Regions from separate parts of the Homo sapiens genome. Here all the other regions are linked to region 1. Evidence: chromatin loops called from intact Hi-C (ENCODE). Cell type or tissue: PC-9. All regions are shown on one strand. Region 1 overlaps PTGER4 (prostaglandin E receptor 4). Region 2 has its middle 29 kb from the start of C7. Region 3 has its middle 58 kb from the start of LINC02104. Region 4 has its middle 130 kb from the start of LINC02104. Region 5 has its middle 80 kb from the start of LINC02104. Region 6 has its middle 56 kb from the start of LINC00603.

Region 1 (5,000 bases):
ATTCAAATCCAGCTACAGATCTTGTCACTTATTGGAAAGCGTTACTGTTTTGACAGTCCATTACTAAATCTAATCAAGAGTTCAACATTCTTTCTTCAACATTCCCTGCAAACAAATTATTAAGTAGGAAGTACATGTTTTTGATACCATATTATTAACTATATCCCAAAGCTACCTCTAAGCTACAGTTTTCAAATTATTGATACCTTCCACACTGGGCAAGCTTCCACATATGGGTTGAAAGAAAAAGTAATGAGAGCCAACATATCTGTTATACGATAGGCACTGTACTAAGCACTTTAATAATTTGTACATACGTTATAAGGGCAGAGCCAGGATTTGAACAGAGGCTTGTTTGCTTCCAAAGCTTGGGCATTTATCTCTACAGCATATAGCCTCCTTACAGCTTTCTTGTCACCACATCTTCTTCTGAACTTATTGCATTTCCTCAAAGTTATGTTCCACTGCTCCTGAGCCCTAATCTCTAATCATCCTAAAAAAAAGTGTGAATAACATAATTTAAAAAAAATTAGGTGGGTGTGGTAACATGTGCCTGTGGTCCCAGCAACTTGGAAGGTTGAGGCTGGAGGATTGCTTGAGCCCAGGAGGTTGAGGCTGCAATGAGCCATGTTTGTATCACAGCACTCCAGCCTGGGTGACAGAGTGAGACCCTTTCTAAAAGAAAATAAAATAATTTAGAATACTGTAATATGCCAATATTAACAACAAACCACATGTACACAGCAGGAGCTACTAGAAAAAGACTTAAAATTGGAAGAAAGGAGATACGTTGTTTGTATTCAGTGAGTTTTTTTGTTTTTGTTTTTGTTTTTGTTTTTGTTTTGAGACGGAGTTTCACTTTGTGGCCCAGGCTGGAGTGCAATGGCGCAATCTCAGCTCACCGCAACCTCCACCTCCCGGGTTCAAGTGATTCTCCTGCCTCAGCCTTCCAAGTAGCTGGGATTATAGGCATGCACCACCACGCCCGGCTAATTTTGTATTTTTGGTAGAGACTGGGTTTCTCCATGTTAGTCAGGCTGGTCTCAAACTCCTGACCTCAGGTGATCCGCCTGCCTCAGCCTCCCAAAGTGCTGGGATTACAGGCATGAGCCACCATGCCCGGCCATATTCCCTCCTGACTCGGAGGTTCAGTTTTATCAGCAACACACTCTTCCAACACTGAAAACTGCCTGAACTTGTTTAATTATGTAAAATATAGGGCCTGTTGGACAAGAATTCCGAAAAGTGCTTTCACCCCCTCACGAGACATTGAAGCACTACTCCGGATGTCCCCATCTCAACTGGGGTTGTCCCTGCCCTCTTGGAAACAGCAAATCAAGTAGCCTACTTAAAGTGAAGCAGAGGTTGCTCTATGTTTTCAAACATTGCAAGATGCGTGGAGTTTTTGTTTGTTTTGTCTTTTTTCTTTCCCTACTTGAAGTAAGTCTCAATTGAAATACGCTGCAAAGTAAAACTCATATTGATTCTTTTCAATCTAACCAACTTTTGAGGATGTTTTTACCTGAATTTGGACTTTTGCTTTTTAAACTCATACTTTTACTACCCTGTGAACTCCCCTTTATTGAAAAGACATTGAATGACCAGGTTCAGTGGCTTGTACTAATTGTAAACTTTTCCTCCCCCATGGAAAACTTTAAAATAGAGCATACTTTTAATATAGCCTCCTTTCATTCCCTCCTATACTAGTCGAAATCCATTGCTGCTGTGGATGAGATGAGGCACAGAAATGATTCTTTCCTTGCCTCTCATCACCTTTGATTATGAAAACCTATTATTAATTGTTTTACAACATTCCAACCTTTCTAAAAGGCCACAGAAATTTTAAAATGCTAACTCCTAATGTACTTCTTTGAATGGCTATAAATTCCATTTTAACTATTCAAAAATTTTCTTCCTTTCAGTAGTAGCCATGTTTCCTTTGAGGTTGTGGTAGGAGAAGCAACCAGCAATAAAACATTTTCAGTGTCAAAAATCTCAGAAACGTCAGGTTCAGACTTAACCAAAATTCTGTTCTGCGAGTCTCGGAGATGGCTTTACACAGTGCTTGTTAGGGAGGTAGTATCAGAAACTCTCAAGTGGAGCAACACTGCCACCTGGAGGCTTGAAGGCTCAAGTTCGCATAAACCCGGCCGTAGGTCTTTTCCAGAGACCACACACAGGACTTGATACTAACAGATTTAACGCCATCATTTCTTCTACCCTTAGGAACGTAGTATGTGATGTGAATAAAATATAGACCTCATGCTTTTTACCAACAATTCCATTGTCAGGAAATAATAATTAAACAGAAAGCCAGACTGGTAGAACAGAAAAGGCAACATGGAGGTCCAGACCAGACTCTGCCACCAACAGGGTGGGGGACATCCTAAGTTCCTCAAAACCTCTGGGTCTCAGTAACAAATACCTCATCTGAGAAAAGGCCTGTAGAGTTGAGGGAACTGCTGAGTTTCCAGGCATAGCTGAAGACCTCAAAGCTTATGGAAGGAAGAAACCAAGATGCTTTATTTTACTTTCTGTAAAGATTTTTTTTTAAATCAAGTATGCTTTGCCTTGATACTATCATTTATCCCAGCGTAGTTTCTAAAAGTATTTCAAGAGGCGATATTACACACTGCTGTTCATTCTAGTTCATTCTTGATTTAGCTGTCTTCCATATAGGAAGATATTAATTTCATCTTGGTTAGAGGCATGTCACTATTTTATTCTCTGAGATTTACAGGCCCATAATCCCATATCCAAAATATTTACGGGCAGATGAGTTTCAGAATTCAGAATTTCTTGGCTTTTAGAAAAGTAATCAATAATATATTGCAAAATATGTAATATCCCCATCAGAACTGGAACAGTAATCCTGGACCAGAACATAGGAATATTCACTCTAAGTGGAATAAATTGAACTAAATGGCTTCACAGTCTGTTCAGTTCAGTTTTGCTGCCAAAATAAGTTTAGGTCAGATTTTGCAATGAGTGTAAGTTCTCAAAACAAAACAAGTGAATAACAACAAAACAATAACAAAGGAAATGAACAAAAATCTTTTGAGAGAGGATCAGAGACCTATAGCTAATTAAGATCTAAATTCCAGTTAAGGAAGAAAAAGAAATGCAGTTCTACCTTACTGATCCAGTATCATCCAGGAGTAAGTTTAATATAAGCTTGATTTTGCAGATTAATGAAATGTATTTCTTCGAATATTTTAAAGATTCAAAGAATCTTTAAAGGAAGAAAAAAATAATTCTTCCTTCTTTTACCCAAATTTTACCCAAATTGTTGAAAATCTTTCTATAATATCCTGACCCAAATATTGTTACATCTAGTAAGTGCCAAAGGAACACATGCAAATGGTCAATGAATCGCCTTTTCCGTTGTGAACTGACTCAGCCTCAACTAAACTGTCCCTGTTCCAGGTGATTCATACACCATGAGTCATTCATTGTTACGCTGTATATAGTAAGGCAGCAACATCCTCAAGTCTTGTTAGAGATATTTGCCCCTAGTTAAATGGCTCCAGCTATGCTTTTGTTAGTTCTTTCTCCTTTTTGTGGTTTTTATGTATCTTCCTTGACTGTGAGACTCAACCTCTTCTCCCTAACCTAAAATAATTACTAAAGGCAAGAAATAATTACTAAATAATTACTTAAGATATATGGCAATTATTTTTATTTCTATACTACTATTTCTATTTCTATTTCTATGTGAATTACCACTACTACTATTTCTATATTAATTACAGATGAGATTTTTATATAAATGATCCCAGTGGAATTAGAAGTAATATCTAGGCAAAAAAAAATCATAATACTTTAAGAGTAAATTTGAGGCTGAACATGGTGGCTCACTCCTGTAATTTTAGCACTTTGGGAGACTGCAGCGGGCAGATCACTTGAGCTCAAGAGTTAGAGACCAGCCTGGGCAACATAGAAAGACCTCATCTCTACAAAAATAATAACAGTTAGCCAGGCATGATGGCACACACCTGTAGTCCCAGCTACTCAGGAGGCTACAGCAGGAGGATTGCTGGAGCCTAGGGGGTCAAGGCTGCAGTGAGCAATGATTACACCACTGCACTCCAGCCTGGGCGACAGAGTGAGACCCTGTCTCAAAAATATATATACATGTACATTTAACAAATGCATTTTCCCCTAAGGATTAAAATGATCATGTAAGTTTACACAAATTCATGCTCCATTCGCTGAATCATTTGAAGTTCCCAGATGTTGACATATCATTTCATTCTTCCATGACTTTGCACATGGAGCTACCTCTATTTGAAATGTGATGTCTTTCCTTCTAAATTTAGCAAATTCTCATTCATCCGTTGTGATTACTATAACTGGGGAACAGAGTCATAGAGAAAATAAAAACTATTCTCTGGTCATTCTGGGTAACAGGAGATCCTGCTGTTGGTGTAAAACTTTTCAGCATATTCTTTCTAGACTAGAATAAAAGAATCTTGGCCTTATTCTGGTGATTAGATGGTTAATTGACTTATAAAATGAGTTTCCTTTAAATTATGTAAAATGACAGCTGGAATAAGAAATCAGTAGCTTTTGGGGGAAAAAAGTTACTTCATTAGAATTACAAAAACTTAAAAGCACTCACAGAAATGAAGTTAATAAAGTGCTTCTCAAGAACACTTTATACATATGTGACCTGCACTCACATTGCATTTTTGTATACTGTCTTTGCTCTAGGGAAGATAATCATAAGATAGTTACAAAAATATTAAAGCTATACGAACTCAGAACATGTAATTGCATTTTTGCAGTGACTGGTTTTTATTTTTTTATTTTTTATTTTTAAACAGATTCTTGCTCTGTTGCCCTGGCTGGAGTGCAGTGGCATCATCTCAGCTCACTGCAACCTCCACCCGCCGCATTCAAGCCATTCTCCTGCCTCACCCTCCTGAGTAGCTGGGATTATAGGCGTGTGCCGCCACACCTGGCTAATTTTTGTTTTTTTGAGACGGAGTCTCGCTCTG
Region 2 (5,000 bases), 190 kb after region 1:
TGGCTAGGGTTAGACCGCACTGGCTAAACAAATTCCGATTGGCTAATTTAAAGAGTGACAGGGTGAGTGGTACGGTGGGAAAAATGGTTATGGCAGAGTGGAAATCTGAATGAGTCAGGGTGGGGAATGAGTCAGGGCAGAGCAGGTAATCAGAGTGAGTCAGGGTGGAGCAGGTAATCAGAATGAGTCATGGTGGAGCAGGTAATCAGAATGAATCAGGATGGAGCAGGTAATCGAAAAAGATTGCTTTACGAGGAAATTAAGTTTAAAAGTAGAAGGCAAAGAATTGAACATACTGACATACTGATTCTTTGAAGAGAAATTCAGAACTCATATCTAACAACTCTCAGGCTACATCCCAGATTATGATTTAAATAATAATCTCAACGTGAATGATACCTGGAGGTTACTTGTTCACCTAAAGTTTGAGAAGCACTGGCATGTAGTCAGTAACTATTAGCCCTAATCTGTGCCTCTCTGTAATGCAACTCTAATGTACCTTATTTACCTAATTTCTTTCTTTCTTTTTTTTTTTTTAGACGGAGTCTCGCACTGTTGCCCGGGCTCTAGTGCAGTGGCGTGATCTTGGCTCACTGCGATCTCTGCCTTCCGGGTTGAGGCCATTCTTGTGCCTCAGCCTCCCGAGTAGCTGGGACTACAGGCACTTGCCACCACGTCCAGCTAATTTTTTGTATTTTTTAGTAGAGACGGGGTTTCACATGTTAGCCAGGATGGTCTCAATCTCGTGACCTCGTGATCCGCCCGCCTCGTCCTCCCAAAGTGCTGGGATTACAGGTGTGAGCCACAGCGCCCTGCCTATTTACCTAATTTCTAGAGAAGTCAAATTATTCATTGATGGCCTTCCAAACACACCCAGAGCTGTACCACTCCTACCTCTGAAATACCTTTTCTCTTCTCCTTCAAATATCAAATTATTTCCTTTTATTTTAGGTGAAGACTTTTCAGAGCATCATACTCGCTGGAGACCTTTTTTTCTCTTCACTGCCTTGCACTGTTACCTGCTTAGGTAATTCTTTCCCCACCCCTTGAGGAGGGAGGACATTCTCCTGTGTGTCTTATTACCCTTTTTCAAGATGTAGGCCTTTAACATAATAGGTTTTTATTATATATGTATGAGGCTTCTATTTCATTGTTTCCTAAACAATATTATTCTAAGTCTTGGAGTAGTTCCCTACAGAACTGCATAAAATAATATTGATTGGGCCGGGTGCGGTAGCTAATGCCTGTAATCCTAGCACTTTGGGAGGCTGAGGCAGGTGGATTACTTGAGGTAAGGAGTTGAGACCAGCCTGGCCAACATGGTGAAAACCCCGTCTCTACTAAATATACAAAAATTAGCCGGGTGTGGTGGCGCATGCCTGTAATCCCAGCTACTTGGGAGGCTGAGGCAGGAGAATCGCTTGAACCCGGGAGGTGGAGTTTGCAGTGAGCCAAGATTGTGCCACTGTACTGCAGCATGGGCAACAGAGGGAGACTCCATCTCAAAAAAAAATTGATTGAATGCTTGTTACATTCTTATGTTCCAGTGTGCTGCGTACATTTAAATAATTTATCTCGTTTAGTCTTCACAGTGGTCTTGTGGGTGGACATTGCCATATGATTTCACCTACAAGGAAACGTAGACTTCAAGATTAAGGGACTTGCCCAAGGAGCTGAAATTTGTAGCGAGTTCTCTAATTCCCTACCTGAGCACATTCCATCCCCTCACGGTTCCTCTTTCTGTAAGTGTGTGGAGGTTTCCTCCTCTTGTTCCTTAGTGCTTTGCATTTTATGATCGTGCATCACTTTAAGAAAAGAGAAAATAAAAATGGGAACAATCTATATATTTTCAGATAATCTGGGTCCAAAATTTAGGAAAACATTATTATACTGCCACCTTCTGGATCTTTTGAATACTTACACATTAATAACGGATATCTGAAACCAGGTCTGTCCAACTCTTTCAAATCTCGTGGTGACATATTACATTTTGTTTATAATTATTTTTCTTTAAAGACAGAGACAGTAAAAACATTTCTTTAGTGAATTGAGAGAGTTCTTCTCAACTTAATACATATCAAATATGGAGGATAAAATTAAATGTATTCAGAGGTTGGTTATTATTTTTGTTTGTAGAGGATGGAGAAAAACGTGTACAGTTAAACTTTACTAGTAATTCAACAGCCACTTTTTTTTTTTCGGAGACCAGAGTTTTATTATTACTCAAACCAGTCTCCCTGAGCATTCAGTGAGCAGAGTTTATTTATTTTTATTTTTATTTTATTTTTGAGACCGAGTCTTGCTCTATCGCTCAGGCTGGAGTGCAGTAGTGCTATCTCGGCTCACTGCAACCTTTGCCTCCCATGTTCAAGCGATTCTCTGCCTCAGCCTCCTGAGTAGCTGGGCTTACAGGCGCCCACCACCACTCCCAGCTAATTTTTGTATTTTTAGTAGAGACCGGGTTTCACCGTGTTGGCCAGGCTGGTCTAGAACTTCTGACCTCAAGTAATCTGCCCGTCTTGGTCTCCCAAAGTGCTGGGATTACTGGTGTGAGCCACCGCACCTGGCCCGGAGCAGAGTTTTTAAGGATAACTTGGTGAGTGCGGGGAAGCCAGTGAGCCAGGAGTGCTCATTGGTCAGAGGTGAAATCATAGGGAGTGGAAGTTGTCTTCTTGGGCTGAATCAGTTCCTGGTTGGGGGCCACAAGATCAGTTGAGCCAGTTTATTGATCTGGGTGGTGCCAGCTGATCCATCAAGTGCAGGGTCTGCAAAATATCTCAAGCACTGATCTTAGGAACAGTTTAGAGAGGGTCAGAATCTTGTAGCCTCCAGCTGCATGACTCCTAAACCATAATTTCTAATCTTGTGGCCAATGTTAGTCCTATAAAGGCAATCTAGTCCCCAGGCAAGAAGGAGATCTGCTTTGGGAAATGGCTGTTACCGTCTTTGCTTAAACTATAAACTACAAACTACAAAGTTTCCCCTAAAGTTAGTTCAGCCTATGCCAGGAATGAACAAGGACAGCTTGGAGGTTAGAAGCAAGATGGAGTTGGTTAAGTTAGATCTCTTTCACTGTCTCAGTCATAATTTTGCAAAGGAGGTTTCAATCCCTCCCTTTGGGTTTTATAACAACTTAATCTTCAGGTCAACAGCCACCTTTTGGCCGTTAGGTTCAACCTCTTCCAATTACAGTTTTTAAGATTAATGTTAATAAAGGTGTGGGTATAAAAGCACATTCACTGCATGTGAGGGTATAAATTATTATTGCCTTTGGGGAAAGCAATTATATTTTATTCATAAAAAATAAAAATAAAAGCCAGGCATGGTGGCTCACCCCTGTAATTCCAGCAGTTTGGGAGGCTGAGGCAGGTGGATCACTTGAGGTCAGGAGTTTGAGACCAGCCTGGCCAACATGGTGAAACCCCGTCTCTACTAAAAATACAAAAATTAACTGGGTTTGGTGGCTCATGCCTGCAGTCCTAGTTCCTTGGGAGGCTGTGGCAGGAGAATTGCTTGAACCCAGGAGGCAGAGGTTGCAGTGAGCTGAGATCATGCCACTGCACTCCAGCCTGGGCAACAGAGCAAGACTTCACCTCAAACAAACAAACAACAAACAAAACCATGGAACTTTTGACCAAGAAAATTTACTTTATGAATTCTACTTACGTATGTTCTTTTTAATGTCTGTAAAAATGTATATATGTAAAAGATGTACAATTTTACATTGTTTATAAAAGATTAGGAAAACCCAGAATACTTAAGAAAATGATGATACTATGCTTATGCAATGTCATTCTATGCAAGTGATGTGGTTTTGCTGTGTCCCCATCCAAATCTCAACTTGAATTATATCTCCCAGAATTCCCATGTGTTGTGGGATTGACCCAGGGGAGGTAATTGAATCATGGGGATTGGTCTTTCCTGTGCTATTCTCGTGATAGTGAATAAGTTTCACAAGATCTGATGGTTTTATCAGGGGTTTCTGCTTTTGCTTTTTCCTCATTTTCTCTTGTCGCCACCATGTAAGAAGTGCCTTTTACTTCCCACCATGTGGAACTATAAGTCTAATTAAACCTCTTTTTCTTCCCAGTCTCTAGTATGTCTTTATCAGCAGCATGAAAACAGACTAATACAGTAAATTGGTACTAGGAGTGGGGCGTGGCTGAAAAGATATCCGGAAGTGTGGAAGCAACCTTGGAAGTGGGTAACAGGCAGAGATTGGAACAGGTTGGAGGGCTCAGAAGAAGACAGGAAAATGTGGGAAAGTTAGGAACTTCCTAGAGAATTGTTGAATGGCTTTGCCCGAAATGCTGATAGTGATATGGACAATAAAATCCAAGCTGAGGTGGTCTCAGATGGAGATGAGGAACTTGTTGGGAACTGGAGCAAAGGTGACTCTTGTTATGTTTTAGTAAAGAGACTGGTGGCATTTTGCCCCTGCCCTAGAGATTAGTGCAACTTTGAACTTGAAAGAGATGATTTAGGCTATCTGGTGGAAGAAATTTCTAAGAAGCAAAGCATTCAAGAGGTGACTTGGGTGTTGTTCAAGGCATTCAGTTTTATAAGGGAAGCAGAGCATAAAAATTTGGAAAATTTGCAGGCTCTGTGATAGAAAAGAAAAACCCATTTTCTGGGGAGAAATTCAGGCCAGCTGCAGAAATTTGCATTAGTAACAAGGAGCCTAATGTTAATCCCCAAGAACATGGGGAAAATTTCTCCAGGCCATGTTAGAGACCTTCACAGCTGTCCCTCCCAATCACAGGCCTGGAGGCCCAGGAGGAAAAAGTGGTTTTGTGGGCCAGGCCCAGGGTCCCCATGCTGTGTGTAGCCTCGGGACTTGGTGCCCTATGACGCAGCTGCTCCAGCTGTGGCTGAAAGGGGTCAACGTACAGCTTGGGCTGTGGCTTCAGAGGGTGGAAGCCCTAAGCCTAGACAGCTTCCATGTGGTGTTAAGCCTGTGGGTGCGCAGAAGTCAAGAATTGAGGTTTGAGAACCTCTGC
Region 3 (5,000 bases), 1.1 Mb before region 1:
TTTTCTACCTAACATTGGGAAAAAGGTAAGAATGGCCTTTTCACTATATCCATTGAATGTCATATTAGGGTAGCTAATACTAAATAAAGCAAGAAAAAGAAATGAAAGACATAGATATTGGAAGGAAAGAAAACTGTTTGCAGACAACAAGATCGGGTACATAGAAAACTCTAAGGAATCTACAAAAACTAATATACAACTAATAGGCACATTCAGCAATGTTGCAAGTTACAAAGTCAATATATAAAAATTAGTTGTAGTTTTACATATTTGCAATAAACAATTGAAAATAGAAGTAGAAATACCATTCATTATAGCATCAAAGAACAAGAGATACTACGGAATAAATTTAATAAAAAACATATCAGACATGGGCTGGGCGTGATGGCTCACGCCTGTAATCCCAGCACTTTGGGAGGCCGAGGCGGGTGGATCACGACGTCAGGAGATCGAGACCATCCTGGCTAACACGGCGAAACCCCGTGTCTACTAAATATACAAAAAAATTAGCCGGGCGTGGTGGCAGGCGCCTGTAGTCCCAGCTACTCGGGAGGCTGAGGCAGGAGAATGACGTGAACCCGGGAGGCGGAGCTTGCAGTGAGCCGAGATCGCGCCACTGCACTCCAGCCTGGTGACAGAAAGAGACTCTGTCTCGAAAAAAAAAAAAAAAAGGAAAAAAAATCACACATGGATAACAAAAACTACAAAATATTGCTAAGAGAAACTAAAGAAAGCCTGAACAAATGTATAGAAATATCATGTAATGAATAAGAACATGGAATACTGTTGAGCTTTAAATTTTCCTAAAATTGGTACATAGATTTAATGCAACCTCAATCAAAATTCCAGCAGCATTTTTTATAGAAATTGATATGATAACTCTCAAATTTACATGAACGTAAAATCTTGAAAAAACCCAAAACACAGTTGTAGGACATACAGTGCCTAATCCTAGGACTATAAAACTATAGTAATCTAGACTGTTTAAGAAAAGACTTATAGATCAAAGGGACAAAAATAGAGTTCAGAATTCAAACTTCACATATGTGTTCAATGACTTTTGACATAAATGTAAAAATAATACCATGGGGAAAGGAGAGTTTTTTTCAACAAAAATTGCTGCATCAGTTGTATATTTTTGTGTGAAATTTTTGAATCTCAAGCCTTATCTCACACTATACATCTAAATTAACTCAAGATAAATCGTAGTCCTAAACAGAAAATCCGAAGCTAAAAATATCATATCAGAAAAGATAGACACACAAATATTTGTGATCTTGGATTACAAAAATATTTCTGAGATAGGACACAAAGGAAAAAATAATAAATTTGACTTCATCAAAATTAAAAATTTGCTCTTAAAGAAACAATTAAGAAAATAGAAGGGAAAGCCATTGACTGGAAGAAAACTTTTGCAAAACGCATGTCTGATAAAGGATTTGTACTCAAAAACTCAATAGTAAGAAGATAATTGCAAAATAGGCAAAAGCTGTATCAATGTCAGGGAAGATGTAAGAACAGCAAATACGCAAGTGAAAAAATATTCAACATTATTAGTCATTAGAGTGATTAAAATCACCAGAGTTGAATAGATCAAGTATTTGCAAGAAGATGGGGCCATTGGAGCTCATCTTTGTTGGTGGGAATACAAAATAATACAATCAGTTTGGGAGTTTGTAATGATAAACATTGACTTTACCATCCAACCTAGCAACTCTCTGGCTGTTTATCCTAGCAACCCTTTTTCTAGGTATTTATCCCAGGGAAATGAAAACACGTGTCTGCACAAAGCCTTGTATGCATACTTACAGCAGCTTTATTCCCAGTAGCCAAAACCTAGAAGCAAGTCAAGTATCCATGAAATACTAATCCACAATAAAAACGAATGAACTGCTGCTATACAGAATAACATGGATGGATCTCAAAATTATTATGCTAAGTAACAGAATCCAGACACAGAAGACTACATCATGGTATGGTTTCCTTTACATAAAATTCTAAAATGAAAACCTATAGTGGCTAAAAGTTGATCAGTGGTCTTTAGGAGTTAGAGGTTACTAGGGTTTGGGAGTGGGGACAAGAGACGTATGAAAATGGGCACATAACACGTTAGGGTGATAGAAATATTCTGATTGTGACTATGGTTAACCAACTGTATACAGTTGTCAAACTTATAAAATTGTACCTTTAAAAATGATAAATTTTACTGCATGTAAATTATACATAAAAATCTAATTAATTTAAAAATAGCTAATAAAAAGTCTTTAATAATACTGTTGTAAGCCTATGTGGGACTCACTGCTACCTGTTGTATGAGTTACACAATTTTAACAATCTGCTCAGGTCACTGCTATTAGCTAGTAATTGTTATGTGCTTACTACATAGCAGGTACTGCTTTGAGTGATTTTACAGTTTTTGCTAATTTAATCTTACCAACAACCCTATGAAGGAAATAGTGTTATCTCTCTTTGACAGATAAGGAAAATGATTACAAAAATTTTAATTAACAGCTAGTAAGTGGAAAATGTATATTTTGAAAGAGGCATTAGAGACCAGATTCTTAACCACTATTATATATTGAGAGGTAAACATAGAAAATGTTACCTGTCAATATAATGCACTATGACTAATCTTAGGTGAAGGGTATATGCAAATAAGTTCACAAATTCAGGGAGGGGGAGGCTTGGCTTGGGAAGACCTTATTGGAAAAAGTAATTCTAGTTCTGAGTCTCACGAGATGGTAAGAATTTGAATTGTTAATTAGTGTTAAAAATGTGATGTCACTGAAAGTCACCTGACATTAGATAACACACTTTACTCCCCATCACACCAATTGTTTTATTCTTGGGCTCAATGATATAAATGATGTTAGTAATAAGGGATGAAGCACCATAGTCTCTTATAAGCAAAGGCTGTATCAATTTGTTAATTGTAATTTTGTGTGCTTTAAAATCAAAGATCATTCTTACATGAAGCTCTAAAATCTCTTATTAGATTCAACATTAAAAGCCATATTTAGAAAGAGTTTTTGAAAAATTGAAAGAAAACACTTCACACTTAAAAAAAAAAAAAGACTTAAAATGCAGTTCTCAATAATTCCAGCAGATGGCAATACAATCATTGTTAAAAAGTTAAGTTTTGCCATCAAAGTGGAAAAAAAGGGCAAATGAAAACAACCTATATCCTTTTTTATTTTGTTTTATTTTATTTTATTTCTTTTGATTTTTCTCCTCTGTGGTCAGCCCTTTTTGGTTGCTAAAACAATTCTATACCTAATGTTTTTAAAGCTACATAGCCTGCTAAGGACCTAATTATGACCTCCCTTAAATGCCAAGATAGAGATACTAATCTGTTTTTTTAGTATTTTTAAGTGTTAAGAACACTTAACATGAGTTTTACCCTTTTAACAAATTTTACAGTGTACTACACAGTATTGTTAACTAGAGGGATAATGTCGTAGACATATCTTTATTCTGTAGAGATAGATGGCTTTGAGTAAGGGATGACTTGGTCAAAATTGTTCGTTAGAAAAATAACTCTGACAGGGAAAGGACAAGTGGAAGGATGTAAAAGAGAGGAGTGTTTGTTAGAAAACAGGAAGAAGGCAAGGGGAAGATCCCGAAGAGTGGTAATGGGAAAACTATGGCTTAGATGAGGAAAATAACTGTAGACACAGAAGGGAAAGAACTGAGCAACTAATTGGATGTCAGACATTCAAAAGAACAAATAGCCAAAGATAACTCCAGTATTTTAATCTGGTTTAGGGGAAAGCTAACCAGAGTATAACAGGAGAAAGACTGAGCTTGGACCAAAGGGAGTATTTTCAGGTGCCCTTGTGCATCTACACAGATTTAACTTAGCAGTTGACAATTGGGTCTCCTGTTTAGATTAAGAAGTAAAATTTAAGAGAGACATAAACACAGAGTGGATATTTGTGGCCTTAGGAGTAGATAAGAAAGTCACAGAGAGATAAAGGCCAAAGTCCTAAGAAACGTCTAGATAACGCTTGCATTTAGGAGAAACCAATGATATGGTTAAGTTTAACAGAATTCTCAGGTGGCTGTAGTGTCTTAGGAGGCTGCAGAGAAGGATACGTGGAACAAGAGTAAGGAATATTTCAATAAGTTTGAGAAGATGATTGGAACAGAGGCCATTGGACTTTAAGAAAATTAATGGGGTAGAAAGCAGATTACCATGAGAAAGGAGTGGAGAGATTGTAAGAAAGTCTGAAATCTCTTTTTAAAAGTTTGATAGTCAAGGGAAGAGAAAGGAAGAAATCATTCCCTTCCAGTAGTTTGACTAGACAGCAGGAAAGGGGAAATCTTTTTTTTTTTTGAAACGGAGTCTTGCTCTGTCACCAGGCTGGAGTGCAGTGGCATGATCTCGGCTCATTGCAACCTCTGCCTCCCAGGTTAAAGCAATAACTCCTGCCTCAGCCTCCCCAGTAGCTGGGACTACAGGTGCGCCCCACCATGCCCAGCTAATTTTTGTATTTTTAGCAGAGACAGGGTTTCACTATGTTGGCCAGGAAGGTCTTGATTACTTGACCTTGTGATCCGCCTGCCTCGGCCTCCCAAAGCACTGGGATTACAGGCGTGAGCCACCGCACCCGGCCTGGAACGGGGAAATCTTTATACAACAGAGGGCCATGAGCATGATTGTGTCTGTGTGAAGGAGACATTTGAAATTATACTAAAGTTGTTTTCTTTTTTTTTTCTTAAATAACATGTAGATAATTTAATGAAATGGCATAGCTTCATTTAACAGAAGTTTTGTGGATTTAAGAAAAATTAGACATATAATTTTAAAGCATATTTTGCAACCTTTCTCATTATTCATTATTCATCCTGTGTCTGCTTGGCTCCTCTCTGCTGCTGATGTCTGAAGCTTTGGGACTATAAGAGTTAGTCATGCTAATTACATCTGTTCTCAGCATCCAAGATCTTCTGATATTGTGGCAAGTGATAAGTCTGAGGGGGCTGTTGTAGAGTCAACCAAG
Region 4 (5,000 bases), 1.0 Mb before region 1:
TTAGTGCATAGACTCTGAGAAAAGTGGGTTGGAGGACTGAAAAATGAATCAGGGTGGCTGTGGAGCAGTGAGGGAGAGGAGAGTGGTAGGCAGGAAGTCAGAAATGTAGAGGAGAGACAGAATATATAGAAACTTGAAGCCCATGGAAAGAAATCTGAACTTTATTTTAAGAACAATGATAGCTTTTAGAGCACTTTTAGTAGATAACTAATACTTGACATTATAACAGATCATTCTGGTGGTCATGTGAAAAATGGAATATAAATGATGAGAATGCTTAAATGTAAAATTGGACATTTTGGAAGTACTTTATTAGAGTAAATTTTTGTTCATATTAGACAACCTAAAGGAAGACTGACTTATTAACAAAGCAGCAATTTCTCATGTTAATTTACTTTAAAAACAAATAAACTAATGAAATAAAATGAAATAAAGTAATGAAGTAATGAAAGTTAATTTACTGTAAATACAAAATAAATAAAGTAATGAATAAGTAAAGTAATTTTAGGTTAATATTTATTAACCTAAAAATTAAAACGTGTTAGAAAGTTCAGGCCACTTTAGACTCATTATTTCTGGCTCAGGAGGGCCTACAACAAGATTGTATTCAAAATCAAAGATGGCTCAAAATGCTTTGGCAAACTTGATTAACACAATAAAAAAGGCAAAGGACATGTATCAGTGTTCCAAGAAAATGAAGATATTTTCTGTAATAAATAAGGTACAATTAAATATAATAGTAATAAAAATAAGAGAAATGGTTTTGATGTATGTTTCCTTTTCAAAAGAAGAGATTTATGATAGAAAACTAAGCAAATGATAAATTTCCCTGTTTAAGAAAGAGGTGTCTACCTTGCCCCATTTGACAAATGACCAGGTGGTATAAAGGAGAGAGACTCCCTAAAACACTGTCCACATTCACAAGGTAGAATAGGAGAGACTGAAGGGAAAACGTAAAACTTACTGAATTTCAGGTTTTTTCAGGCTACATGTCATGCCTGAAAAATTTTTGCCAGCTTAATCACACTGAACTTCAATTGTATAAATTGGAAATAATACTGCCTTCCTGAACATAATTATAGAACTCTTCTGTGTACCAGATGAGGTAATGGTGTTCTAAAATTCACGTAGCTTTAGAAAATGTAGTATATCATTACTATTACACAGTTGATTATCTTCTTGGAAGGAAAGATCCACAACGACATGAAATTTGTTTTATGACATGTCAAAACATTTTAAAATATAGCATTAAAAAAGTACTGCCTGGAGAATAGGAGATAAAAATGATAACAGCTTATATAAATCAAGCATTTTCTTTATGCCAGGCACTAGGTTAAATAGTTTTCATGATTATATAATCACGTCCTCACAATATGGGCTATTATTGTTCTTCATTAGGAGGAAATTGCAGCTTAGAGAAGTTATGCAACTTGCCTAGGGTAAAAGTAAGTGTTGGTAATACATGGTGGCTCTTGAATTTAAGCCAAGGTTAGTTTGACTCCAGAACTTGAGCCCTTCTACTATACTGTCCTACTACTTCTCCAATTTCAAATCTGAAATTTGATTAAACTAATTGTATAAAAATCATGGAACTGGCCATTGGTGTCGCTTTGAAAAAGAATTGTTAGCTCCATATAACAAAAAATTAAGAAATGTTATTGCCTATCACAACAGTGCCTCAAATCTGACTCAGATATGTATAAGCACATTCTTTCTGGGTGTAGGGGAGGCAAGGACATAGATTGAGCCTCATGGCTACATGTAGATTTTTGTCAAGGGCCTTGCTTTGGTTGGAAGTTGTTGGTTCTCAGGCTTGTTATATTATTACAAATAATTCATTCAATAACTGACTAAAAGCAAGCCTTGCCTTAAATGCAGCAGCAATGACTATGTCACGAACCACTGATTATGACTAATCTAAAATCCAATTCTTTGTACTTAATGCCAGCAAAATAAAGAAAATAAAAGAGAAAATTAAATCTGAGAGTTCCCAGTTCAAGAACTTTTAAAAACACCCTTCTAGAAGCATCTGAGGAGATGACATTCTTTTTCCCCAGTGTGTGGCACTCTTCTTCCAGTTAAGCCACCTGACCCACTGCCCTTCTCCAAGTTCCTGTGTTACTTCTCAGTCTCACCTGATGACTCATCTTGACCGGAGTCTTTTTTTTTTTTTAAATGGAACCTTGCCCCGTCACCCAAGCTGGAGCACAATGGCACGATCTTGGCTCATTGCAACCTCAGCCTCCCGGGTTCAATCGATTCTCTTGCCTCAGCCTCCTGAGTAGCTGGGATTATAGGTGCCGCCACCACTCCTGGCTAATTTTTTGTAACTTTAGTAGAGATAGGGTTTAACCACGTTGGCTAGGCTGGTCTTGAACTCCTGACCTCATGATCCGCCCACCTCAGTCTCCCAAAGTGCTGGGATTACAGGTGTGAGCCACCACGCCCGGCCTAGTCTTTTTGTGAGAGGTCAGTGGTGAAGTTTCTTTCTAAAATAGAAAATGTCTAGCACATTATTTTATTAAAAAACTTTGAAGAGAATTTAGGTAACTGGATTTGTGAGGAAGTTTTGAATGATCAAGTTTTTTTTTTTTTTTTTTTTTTTTTGAGACAGAGTCTCGCTGTGTGTCACCCAGGCTGGCATACAGTGGCACGATCTTGGCTCACTGCAACCTCTGCCTCCTGGGTTCAAGTGATTCTCCTGCCTCAGCCTCCTGAGTAGCTGGGATTACAGGTATGCGCCACCATGCCCGGCTAATTTTTTGAATTTTTAGTAGAGACAGCATTTCGCCATGTTGCCCAGGCTGGTCTTGAACTACTGAGCTCAGGCAATCTACTCGCTTCGGCTTCCCAAAGTGCTGGGATTATAGGCGTGAGCCACTGCGCCCGGCCTGAATGATCAGGTTTTAAACATAGAGAGAAAACTAAGTAAAGGGGAGACACAATGGCCATGGATCAACCCTCTTGGCGGAAGTAGGACGAAAGCTCCTATACTAATTGACTAAATGTAGGGTATGGTTGCTGGCATGTGGCCCTTCCTCCTAACCGGCAGTCAGCAAACCTGAACTTTTGTTTTCACCTTTCTTTGAACTAACTCTGTGAGTTAGAAAATGATAAACAATCTGAGTTTAGGTTTTCCTTATCTTTAAAATCAAGAAGTTTGAGCAGATGATAGCTTAGCTTCTTTTTTTCACAGAGGAGAGAGAGAGAGAGAGATTCTTAAACTACTTTAGAATATTGAATTATGGGCTGATTTTATATAAAACTATTTTCACTTTGCATATTGTTGAATATGGTACATACATATTCATATGTATACATATTGTTGAATATGTATGTGTCATATTCAACAATATGATTTGGGTGAATACTGAACACCCATAAGATGTATGACTGAATCTCACATGAAGACAGACTTTCTGCTTTGAGGGTTTATACTACAAAAGTCCTCCCTAAATAAGTTGCTGTATACGTGAATCAAATGCACATTCACAAATATCTTTTGTTCAACTGGGTTCCCTAGGCTCTCTGAATATGCCTCATCCCTGTCCTTTTCTGTTTCTGTTTTCACTCACTTCACTCCTTTCTAACTCCCCTTTACACCTCCTTAGAATATTGCAAATGTGAGTCCTTGTTCACTCAACTTGCTTGAAGCAAGATGACTGAACATAAACTGTAGTCAGTTGGCTTTATTCTTTATTCTCATTCCATGTGATTCCTCTGCCCTGATTGAGGGCTGAAGGAGATGTGGAATGCTTCCATTTAAACAAAAGATGTGTTTTTGTTTTAGATTTTGCAGCCAGTATGACTCATGGTGGTCATAATGGAAAATATATGTCTGTAAGACTCAAAATAAGCAAGATAATTTATGGCTTATGTTTAACATTAATTGCTTCCTTTTTTGCAATAACAATGTGAGAAAGATTATTAAGATATTTATTTTATAAGTGAGAAAACCGAGGCTCAATGAGTTAAATAAGTTGGCCATGGTTGCACTGTAAGTGAATAGCTAAACCAGAATTATGGCCAAGTGGGTGCATACCACACCCTCTGCTTCTTGAAGTTTGTTATCAAATTCCCTATACATGTCTTAGATTAGTGATCAGAAATAGAACACATCTAAGCCTCCAATGAACCCTCATGCTCCCCAATCAAAACAAAAGATTTTAGAAAGACAACTTATTTTTACTGTTGAATTATCAGAAGAAAATTGTTTGCATTATTTATTTGACTAATATCCTAACTTGGTTTCCCTACATAGTTGATGAAACTACTTCCTGAAGCATTTCATTGAATTTAGTGTTATGATTATGTAAATGAATCACTTTTCATGTCTCACTAATATCAGTAGCAGGGTGAATTCATCATAATCATAAAAAATTCTAAAGCCAAATGGCATGCTAAGAGAATTGAACATAACCATTTTTTATACCTTTATTGCTTTTACCTTTAATAATGATTTATCTATGAATAAAAACATATATGCTTTATGTATTTCAAGTAGTAAAAACTCAAATTAATGGGGGCAAAGACAGCAACAAAATAATGCCCTAGAAGACTTTTTTTTCTTTTTTTGAGAAATATCTAAATATAGTTTCAAGATAACTTCTTTACTATGGTTTTGGCCCAAATTACCAGTTATTAATTGTTCTTAACTTTCCTTTCTGTTTTGTATTATTTCCTTATTTTGAACTCTAATTCCTCAAGGGATGAACTTAGATATATATCATGAATGTTCAGTTATACCTGCATCAGTCTTTTGGGCAACTATTCTAATGTGAAACTAATGGTACATGATAGTACCAGGAAGATGAAGATTACCATAATTAGTGCTGTATATTATCAAAGTATAAATGCATAAGAATCAAATGGGATTCCTACAAGACTGGAATGCAGTGGTGTAATCATGGCTTACTGCAGCCTTGAACTCGTGGGCTCAGGCAATCCTCCTGAACTGGTATTACAGGTGCACAACAGCATGCCTGGCTAATTTTTATTTT
Region 5 (5,000 bases), 1.1 Mb before region 1:
CTAATCTTCTCTGCTTGTCTTATTTCAACAAGATAGTCTTCGAGCTCTGAAATTCTTTCCTCCACTTGGTCTATTTGGTACTTCCTCCACTTGGTCTATTTGGTACTTCTTTCCTCCACTTGGTCTATTGATACTTGTGGTTGCATCGTGAAGTTCTCGTGTTGTGTTTTTTAGCTCTATCATGTCATTTATGTTCCTCTCTAAACTGGTAATTCTGATTAACACTTCCTGTAATGTTTTATCATAGTTTTTAGCTTCTTTGCACAGGGTTAGATCATGCTCCTTTAGCTCACTGAAGTTCATTTTTATCCATGTTCTGAAGCCTACTTCTCTCAGCTCATCCATCTCATCCTCTGCTCGGTTCTGTTTCCTTGCTGGAGAGTTGTTGTGACCATTTGGAAGAGAAGATGCACTCTGGCTTTTTGAGTTTTCCATGTTTTTTCAGTGATTCTTTCTCATCTTTGTGACTTTATCTAGCTTCGATCTTTGAGGCTCCTGACCTTGGGATGGGGTTTTTGTGGGGTCTTTTTTGTTGATGTTGTTGTTGCTTTCTGTTTGTCTTTTTAATAGTCAGACCCCTCTCCCATAGGGCTGTGCAATTTGCTTAGGATCCACTCCAGACTCAATTCATCTGGGTCCCTCCTGCAACTGGAAGTATCACCAATGGAGGCTGCTGAACAGCAAAGATGGCTGCCTGCTCTTTACTCTGGGAGCTCCTCCCAGAGAGGCTGATGCCAATGGAACGCTTCTGTATAGGTTTCTGGTGACCACTGTATCTGGTGTCTGGTGACCCCTCTTGGGGGAAGGTCTCGCCCAGTCAGGAGGCACGGGTTCAGGGGCCCGTTTAACAAAGCACTTTGATTGCCCCTTGGTGGAGGGAGTGTGCTGTGCTGGGGGGGAATCCCACTAATCCAGACGGCCCAGATTCCTCAAAGCCAGCAGGGGAAAGACTAAGTCTGCTGACCTGTGGAGAACATGGCTGCCCCTCCCCCGCAGGGGCTCCATCCCAGGGAAATCAGAGTTCTGTCCATAAACCCCTGGCTGGAGTTGCTGAAATTCCTGCAGGAAGGCCTCACCCAGTGAGGAGGGATGGGTCAGGGTCCAGCCTAAAGAGGCAGTCCGGCTATTATCTGCCACAGCCACTGTGCTGCGCTCTGGGGAATTCCTCCTGGGTCCAAGTCTCCCCTGCACCAGCAGGGGACGAACAGCAGATGGGAGCTGCAGTGGTGGCACCCGCCCCTCCCCGCGGGAACTTGGTAGTCTTAGGCAGTCTCCAACTGAGTGGCTGCTAAGAATCTACACAGCTCTGTGCTTGAGATCCAAGGCCCTGGTGGCATGGCTTACGATGGGGGTCTCCTCATTAACAGGTTGCACAGATCCGTGGGAAATGCGTGGTTTCCTGGGCAAGGTAGCACAATCACTCACCACCTGCCTTGGCTACAGTGGGAGCTCCTCTTGCCATGCGGCTCCCAGGTGGGCCATTGGTCCACCCCGATTTTCCTCTCTCTCCATGGGTTGCACCAACTGTCTAGTCAGTCCCAATGAGAGAAGTTGCTGGTGTAGGATTCACTCGCCATTTTTGTTTTCAGTGGGAGACTCTGACCACAGCTGTTTCTAGTCAGCCATTTTGGCCCCTCCCGGATTGCTAGTTTTGAATGAACTTGTCAGAGTTAGAAATCATAGTAAGCTAAGTAGTTTACATAAATGTGACTGCAGATAAAATTTTAATTTCAGATTTTCGATGCTAGCAGCATTCTCACAATGATCAAGAATGATATTTGCTACTGGAGTCACATTACTCAAGTTCAATATGAATCGTATTTAGAGAGTAGATTTTGGTACAAGAAAAGACAACCTCTTACTGAGCTTGTAGTGTATTCTAGACGCTGTGCTGAGCGCTTTGCTGTATTCTGTTACTTAACCCCGTGGAGTAAGCACTACTGATAACCTTGCTTACAGATAAAGGAATGGTGGCTCTGAGAAGCACACAGCTAGTAAGTGACAAAGCAAGGGGTCAAAGGTCAGTAGGACGTCAGAACTCTTGCTTTTAATCATGACTCAGTCTTGCCTCTCTAGTGCTTGGGCAATAAAGTTTTAGAGATGAAATATGTACAAATTAAAGAATTTAATGCAAAAACTGAAATCATCTTGCAGTTACCTATTTTTACCCCTAGGTGACACTTTTGCATTTAAAAGGTAAACTACAAATGGCAACTGAGAATTAGATTAATTTGGAAGTAAAACACTTAAAAAAATATGTATATATACATACAAATGTATATGCTCATGGCTGTGTGAATTTCGAGTAATGATAAAAATTGCCCTCAGAAGGTACTTTCTGTTAACTTTCCTATATGTGTTATAACATTAATTGCTCAAGTTTATGTAAAGTGTTTTTTATGGAACATCTGTATCAGAAAAGTTGGGTGTTTAAAATACAGATTTCTGCTTGGGCTTTACCTCAAACTGAAAGAATCAGAATTTGTGGAGGTGCAGGTCCAAGAATTTGTATTTTTGAACAAGCACCAAGTGATTCTTCTACATAATACAATTTAAGAACCATTGCTTAACTGTGTAATATCTAAATCTTCCTGTCATTAGAGTCAGTTGGGGGAAATTTAATAAAATACAGTTACCTCATCCCCACTCAGAAAAATCTCAGAATTTCCAAGGGCACAGCCCAGGAATTTAGGTTAAAAATGCCCTGATTCCAATGTATAACCAGGGTTGCACAGTGGAGAAGCAGGCACGGTGGTATTCACTTTCCTTCAGTGGTCGTGACCACTTTCCTTCAGTTTGCTAGAATTGGAGCCACTGCTGACACAATTTTATCTGATTACACTGTCTACTGCATTTGCTGCTTTCACTTAAAGCTATATCTATATACATCCATACATAATATACCTTTTATGGTGTAGTGTTGTTTCATTATGTTATTCATGTTTATTGCAAAAAAAATCCCATGCATAAATGGAAAGATGATAACAAAGGCTATTTCCCACAATCCAGAAAAAAAACTACTTTCAATTTGATATCCTTCTAGTCCTTATGTTTTCTGTTTATTTTTACTTAAAAGATTTTGTGAAAATATTGGGATCATACCATGTAGACAACTTTATATACTGCTATACAACATCTTTTATGAAAATTTCTTCTGATCGCCAAAAATTCTCTGAAAACAATTTGCACTGGCTGCCTACTCTTCCATTGATTGGATACACCATAATAAAAACATTCATTCTTTTTCACATGGTAAGTCATTTATTTATAATAGTTAAATGGCCAATATTACAGTAAATAATAATTCAATAGCATTTTATATTGTTTAATTTAATTAGTGATGTGCTAGTTTCTTAGAAAATAGCTTTATGCCTTAGGAGAAAGGTCAAGGAAAAGCTGCAACTAGGTCATTTATTTTTTATTTTTTGTTTTTTTTTTGAGATGGAGTCTGGGCTCTGTTGCCCAGGCTGGAATGCAGTGGCGCAATCTTGGCTCGCTGCAACCTTCGCCTCCTGGGTTCAAGCTGTTCTCTGCCTCAACCTCCCGAGTAGCTGGGATTACAGGCGCCTGCCACCACACCTGGCTATTTTTTTTTTTTTTTTGAGATGGAGTCTCTCTCTGTCGCCCAGGCTGGAATGCAGCCGCGCGATCTCGGCTCACTGCAAGCTCCGCTTCCCGGGTTCACGCAGTTCTCCTGCCTCAGCCTCCCGAGTAGCTGGGGCTACAGGCGCCCGCCACCAAGCCCGGCTAATGTTTGTATTTTCAGTAGAGACGGGGTTTCACTGTGTTAACCAGGATGGTCTTGATCTCCTGACCTCGTGATCCGCCCTCCTGGGCCTCCCAAAGTCCTGGGATTACAGGCGTGAGACACCGTGCCTGGCCTTTTTTTTTTTTTTTTTTTTTTTTTTTTTTTTTAGTAGAGATGGGGTTTCACCATCTTGGCCAGGCTGGTCTTGAACTCCTGACCTCGTGATCCACCTGCATTGGCCTCCCAAAGTGCTGGTATTACAGGCGTGAGCCACCGTGCCCAGCCAGCTAGGTCATTTTAGATGTACCCCTGGCTCTGAGTTAGCACTAAATGCACATGTTCTGCTGGTGAAATGTCCAGGGTACCATCTATGTTACTAACTAGCATCATCTTACCAATAAGGGACAACTTTCTCACAACCTCTGATTGAGTTTCTTCTTCCACGCCCTTTGTATATAATTTTCATGACATAATAAAAATAATAATGTAGTTGAGATAGACAAATAGTTGACTACAAAATTTAACTACTGCTACAGAATGTTACCTGAATCCTAACCATAATAGCTTTATGTATTCAGCATTTTTTTTTTTTTTTGAGACAGGGTCTCACTCTGTTGCCCAGACTGGATGCAGTGGTGCAATGTCGGCTCACCACAACCTCTGCCTCCCAGGCTCAGGCAATTCTCCTGCCTCAGCCTCCTTAGTAGCTGGGATTACAGGTGCACGCCACTACTGCCTGGCTAATTTTTGTATTTTTAGTAGAAATGGGGGTTTCACCATGTTGGTCAGGCTGGTCTCAAACTTCTGACCTCAAATGATCCACCTGCCTTGGCTTCCCAAAGTGCTGGGATTATGGGCATGAGCCACTGCACCAGCCTATCAGATCTTTAAACACCTCCAATGACGATCTTTATTTATCATATTATGGATACACGTCTTTTCACACACATGTTGCAAATATTTCCCAGTACATTGTTTTTCTATGAACTTTGTTAATTTTTAAAAATTTTTGACCCAAAAGCTTTTCATTTTGACTCGGCAGATTCAATAATCTTTTTATTTTCAGCTTTTTCCCTTGTTGTCATGAGATAAAAGATTGCTTCCTATCTCATGGTAACCTCCAGTTTCATCTATGTTCTTCTCCAATATTGTATTAGAAAATGGTTCAAACATAGAAAACATGAAGAAATTTTACAGTATAAATCTATATCCCCACCATCTAGATTCTACAGTAATATTATACTATACTGAC
Region 6 (5,000 bases), 580 kb before region 1:
GAATTTACTACCTGACTCTTTGCCTTTGACTGTCCCCACTGGCCCTTTACCTCAAGGTTCAGTGGGCCTGGTGTTAGGTAGGGCATCTAGCTCTGCTAAAGGAATCACCATTCATACTGGTCTCATTAATTCTGATTCTGTTGATGAGATTAAATTAATCACATCTGCCAAGGTTCCTGTTTCCATTCTGGCTGGTGAGTCAATCGCTCAATTGCTTTTACTACCTAATATCATTTTAAACAAAGGAGATAAGACACGTGGCCCTGGGATGGGCTCCAGAGGTGAAAAGGCCGCTTATTGGATTAATGTAATTTCTAAACAAAGGCCCACCTGCACCATACACATTCAAGGAAGAAAGTTTGAGGGCCTAGTAGATACTGGTGCTGATGTTTCTGTTATTTCCTCTAGTTTATGGCCTTCCTCTTGGCTTAAACATCCCACTAACATGGGACTAGTAGGTGTTGGAAAGGCCGAGGAAGTTTATGGGAGCACATTTATCTTGCCTTGCACTGGCCTTGATGGTCAAAAGGGTACAATTCAGCCCTATATCATGACAATTCCTATTAATATTTGGGGTAGAGATTTACTGGCACAATGGGGGGCTGAAATTAATATTCCACATAACTCTTATAGTGCTCCCAGTCAGCACATGATGGAAAATAGGGGGTTTGTTCCTGGACTCGGTCTTAGTCCAAAGCATGAAGGGATTACTAAACTCCTCCCAGTTACTATAAAAGAAAACAGGTTATCCTTTTTAGTGGTGGCTGCTGCCACACCTCCTGATCCTATACCTTTACAGTGTAAATCTGACACACCCGTTTGGATTCAGCAGTGGCCACTTTCTAAAGAAAAACTGGAGGCTTTAACTCACTTGGTTTCTGAGCAGTTACTACTTGGAAATGTGGAACCTTCTCTTTCCCCTTGGAATTATCCTGTGTTTCTAGTAAAAAAGAAATCAGGCACATGGCAGATGGTAACCGATTTAAGGGCATTAACGCTGTAATTAAACCTATGGGGGCCGTCCAACCTGGCATGCCTGCCCCTGCTTTAATACCTAAAAATTGGCCTCTCATAGTTATTGATCTTAAAGATTGTTTTTTTCATATTGCTTTACATAAATAGGATTGTGAGAAATTTGCTTTTACTGTACCATCTATCAATAATCAGGAGCCTGCAGCTCGTTATCAATGGAAAGTACTTCCTCAGGGAATGCTAAATAGCCCTACAATCTGCCAGCTTTATGTTGGACAAGTGCTTTCACCAGTTCGAGCCCAATTTCCTGAGGCCTATATTCTTCATTATATTGATGATATTTTAATTGCTGCCCCCACAGATAAAGAATTAATTGACTGTTACCAAATTTTGAACCGCTGTGTTACAGAGGCCGGATTACACATCGCTCAGGATAAAATTCAACAGACCACTCCTGTTCAATATTTAGTAATGGTGGTCGATAAACAATGTATTCAACCTCAAAAAGTTCAAATTAGGAGAGATTCTTTAAAAACTTTAAATGACTTCCAAAAACTTTTGGGTAACATTAATTATTTAAGACCTACTTTAGGCATTCCGACCTATGCATTGTCTAACTTGTTTTCTACGCTGAGGGGAGCTTCCGATCTCCACAGCCCCAGGACTTTGACCCCTGAGGCTTTACTAGAACTGGAATTCATAGAGGAAAGAATCCAGACTGCCCAGTTATCTAGAGTAAAGCCGTTTCAGCCTTTTCAGCTTCTGGTTTTTGCTTCATTACACTCCCCTACTGGACTAATAATTCAACATAATGATTTAGTGGAGTGGTGTTTTCTTCCTCATACTGTGTCAAAAACTTCATCTGTTTATCTAGACCAAATAGCCATATTAATTGGACAGGCTCAGTGCAGAATACTTCAAATTTCTGGATTTGATCCAAATGTAATTGTAGTTCCTTTAAATCAGCTCAAAGTTCAAGCTCCCTTTCAACATTCTGTACTGTGGCAAATTCACTTGGCTGATTTTATTGGCTTATTGACAATCACTATCCAAAAAACAAATTGTTTGATTTCATACAAATGACATCTTGGGTGGTTCCTCAATTAACCAAAGATCAATCCATTCCTGAGGCCATTGTTCACTGAGCCATTGTTCACTGATGGCTCCAGTAATGGCAATGCTGGTTATATAGGTCCTACAGACAAACTTATTTCTACCTCTTATACTTCTGCTCAAAAGGTGGAGTTAATTGCTGTGATTACTGCCTTACAGGATTTCCCCAAATCTTTCAATATTGTCTCAGATTCTGTTATGTTGTACATGCCACTAAAAATATAGAAACTGCTACTATCAAACATATCGATAATTCTGAATTGGCTTCTTTATTTTCAAGGTTACAACAGGTGGCTTGCCAATGTAGACACCCTTTCTATATTACACATATTAGATCTCATACCACTTTACCAGGATCCATGTCTGCCGGTAACCATAAAGTCGACTGTTTGGTCTCTTTTACAACCCAAGAAGCTCAGGAGTTCCATAATCTCACTCATGTCAATGCTGCTGGATTAAAAGATAAATTTTCTCTTATCTGGAAACAGGCTAAGTTTATTGTTCACAGCTGCCCTCAGTGCCAGGTCTTCGTACTTCCAAATCAGGAAACTGGCATTAATCCTAGAGGCCTAACTCCTAATGCTTTATGGCAAATGGATGTGACTCATGTTAGCTCCTTTGGCAGACTGTCATATGTGCATGTCTCTGTAGATACCTTCTCAGGTTTTATCTGGGCTACTTGCCAAACAGGGGAAGGCACGGCCCATGTTAAAAAACATCTGTATTCTTGCTTTGCAGTTATGGGGCTTCCATATCAAATAAAGACAGACAATGCCCCTGCATATGTTAGTAAGGCTTTTGATACATTTATGCAACAGTGGGGAATTTCCCATATTACTGGAATCCCTTGCAATCCTCAGGGACAAGCTGTGGTGGAATGGGCCAATCGCACTTTAAAAACCCAACTGTCCAAACAGTCTGAACAACCAAAACATGATTTAACTACTCCCCACTTCCAATTACATTTGGCATTGTTTACTTTAAATTTTTTAAATGTTCCTAAAGATAATATTCTAACTGCAGCTGAATGCCATTATACAGGCAAAAAATTCTTCTTAAATGAAGGCAAGCCAGTGTTATGGAAAAACTCCCAAACCAATACCTGGGAACCTGGCACAATTATAACGTGGGGAAGAGGATATGCTTGTGTTTCACCAGGAGATCATCAATCCCCTGTGTGGGTACCCACCAGAAGACTCAAGCTTCGGGTGAATACTGACAATGAAAACCACAGAGGAAAGACGTCTGTGTCAGAGACTGCCCTCAGACATGGTGAGATCTGTGCCAACTCCTCAGAAACAGGCACACCAAATCACAATGGGTTTAAATCAATCCTCCCTGATGGCAATGAAGACCCATCTAACTAATCCCACTTCTAATTACCTTTCTTTTTCTCCTTACAAACCTAAAAATCTCACCGTTTCTATTAGCCTTAAAAAAAAATCCCTCTGTTCTTCCCTTCCTCCTTCAGCACTCAATCTCACTTACACTAGGTTTTATTTAATGATTCTCCTCCTCATACTTTCTGTCTCACCAGTTTCCTCTCACACTGATTTACCTGCTACACATGATTATTCTTATTGGGCTTATGTGCCTTTTCCTCCACTTATTCGACCTCTCACCTGGATAGATGCTCCTGCAGAAATCTACACTAACCACAGTGTGTGGATGCCTGGAGGCACAGATGACCATTGCCCTTCTCAACCAGGAGAAGAAGGCACTGCATTTAATGTTAACATGGGTTACAAATATCCCCCTCTGTGCCTCAGACATGCACCTGGTTTTATGCATCTAGAAACTCAAATCTGGGCTGCTTATCTTCCATAAAGATCAGCTACAGATAAAACAGGACATTTGGTCTCTGGCCTCTCCCTTTCTCCTTTAAAACAAATGAAAGGAGGAGTAATGGGAGATAACTCCATATTTTCAATATAAACCTGCAGGAAAACCATGCCCTAAAAATTTTGAGGGCCCATCTAAAACTTTAATTTGGGAAAATTGTGTTAACTCACATGCAGTAATATTAAAAAATGACTCATATGGTTTAGTAATAGACTGGGCACCAAAGGGCTATTTAAAAAACAATTGCTCCTCTGGTGGAAGGGAATGCCTGGAAGCTACTTATTTTATTTCTTATCAGGAGAATGAGAATCATCATTCTACTTTGCATAGGAGGTTCAACTCATTCTTTCCCTTAAAATGGGAAGATAAAGGCATTATCCCTGCCAGGCTTCGTATGATACTCCCCATTCTGAGCCCAGAACACCCAGAACTTTGGAAATTGGCTATTGCCATGTCTGGACTGCGAGTATGGGAAGGTAAAACTATTCTGTCTGTTGTCCCCACTACCGTCCCACTCTCTCTCAGTATCAATGTAGATCCAGACATTCTGCTTTACTTTCCTCCAACCTGACTGTTCCTATACAGAGTAGTGTTAAGCCCCCTTACATGCTGTTAGTGGGAAATATCAAAATTTGGATGAACAATCAAACTGTCCAATGCATTAATTGTCATTTATACACTTGTATTAACTCCCCTTTTGACTCCAGGAAAAGTGTAATGTTGGCTCAAGCTCGAGAAGGAATCTGGATTCTGGTAACTTTACCCAGACCTTGGGAATCCTCCCCCTCAATACATTTAATTAATAAAGTGCTACAGTGAATTCTAAAAAGATCTAAGAGATTTGTTTTCACTTTAATTGCTGTTATCATGGGCCTAATTACTGTCACTGCAATGGCCACCACTGCCAGAATGGCATTACACCAATCCATTCAAACAGCTCATTTTGTTAATGATTGGCAAGCCAATTCCACCCAAATGTGGAAGTCTCAACAAGGCATCTATCAAAAATTGACAAATCAAATTAATGATTTACAAAAGTCTGTTATTTGGCTTGGAGATCGGGTGATGAGTCT

Evidence for each region. Hi-C counts contacts between places; a loop is a spot of excess contacts. Peaks named below come from ENCODE experiments on the same cell type or tissue, not always from the same donor. Only the 100,000 strongest peaks of a DNase experiment are listed, where the experiment ranks them.
Region 2: it touches region 1 in a loop (11-fold over the local background); 16 of 110 quality-filtered maps call a loop at or near these places.
Region 3: it touches region 1 in a loop (13-fold over the local background); 78 of 110 quality-filtered maps call a loop at or near these places.
Region 4: a loop joins it to region 1, with 7 times the contacts of the local background. A loop is called at or near these places in 3 of 110 quality-filtered maps.
Region 5: a loop joins it to region 1, with 7 times the contacts of the local background. A loop is called at or near these places in 12 of 110 quality-filtered maps.
Region 6: it touches region 1 in a loop (7-fold over the local background); 4 of 110 quality-filtered maps call a loop at or near these places.

The regions. Positions count from the first base shown.
Region 1 is chr5:40,686,220-40,691,219 of GRCh38, forward strand. The region is part of intron 2 of PTGER4 (prostaglandin E receptor 4); the gene reads left to right. Among named protein-coding and RNA genes, the nearest start is that of PTGER4, 8.8 kb to the left of the region's middle. In PC-9, CTCF peaks have their summits at 2,146 (motif pointing left) and 2,361; DNase peaks (open chromatin) are centred at 2,102 and 3,442; H3K27ac peaks cover 2,022 bases.
Region 2 is chr5:40,877,690-40,882,689 of GRCh38, forward strand. No RefSeq gene overlaps it. Among named protein-coding and RNA genes, the nearest start is that of C7, 29 kb to the right of the region's middle. RefSeq lists an enhancer at 1-775. In PC-9, CTCF peaks have their summits at 1,886 (motif pointing left) and 2,085; a DNase peak (open chromatin) is centred at 1,872.
Region 3 is chr5:39,575,972-39,580,971 of GRCh38, forward strand. No RefSeq gene overlaps it. Among named protein-coding and RNA genes, the nearest start is that of LINC02104, 58 kb to the left of the region's middle. In PC-9, CTCF peaks have their summits at 3,110 (motif pointing right) and 3,310; no DNase peak of the experiment used is centred here.
Region 4 is chr5:39,646,870-39,651,869 of GRCh38, forward strand. No RefSeq gene overlaps it. Among named protein-coding and RNA genes, the nearest start is that of LINC02104, 130 kb to the left of the region's middle. In PC-9, no CTCF peak of the experiment used is centred here; a DNase peak (open chromatin) is centred at 2,122.
Region 5 is chr5:39,597,854-39,602,853 of GRCh38, forward strand. No RefSeq gene overlaps it. Among named protein-coding and RNA genes, the nearest start is that of LINC02104, 80 kb to the left of the region's middle. In PC-9, CTCF peaks have their summits at 2,164 and 2,372; a DNase peak (open chromatin) is centred at 2,088.
Region 6 is chr5:40,106,283-40,111,282 of GRCh38, forward strand. No RefSeq gene overlaps it. Among named protein-coding and RNA genes, the nearest start is that of LINC00603, 56 kb to the left of the region's middle. In PC-9, no CTCF peak of the experiment used is centred here; no DNase peak of the experiment used is centred here.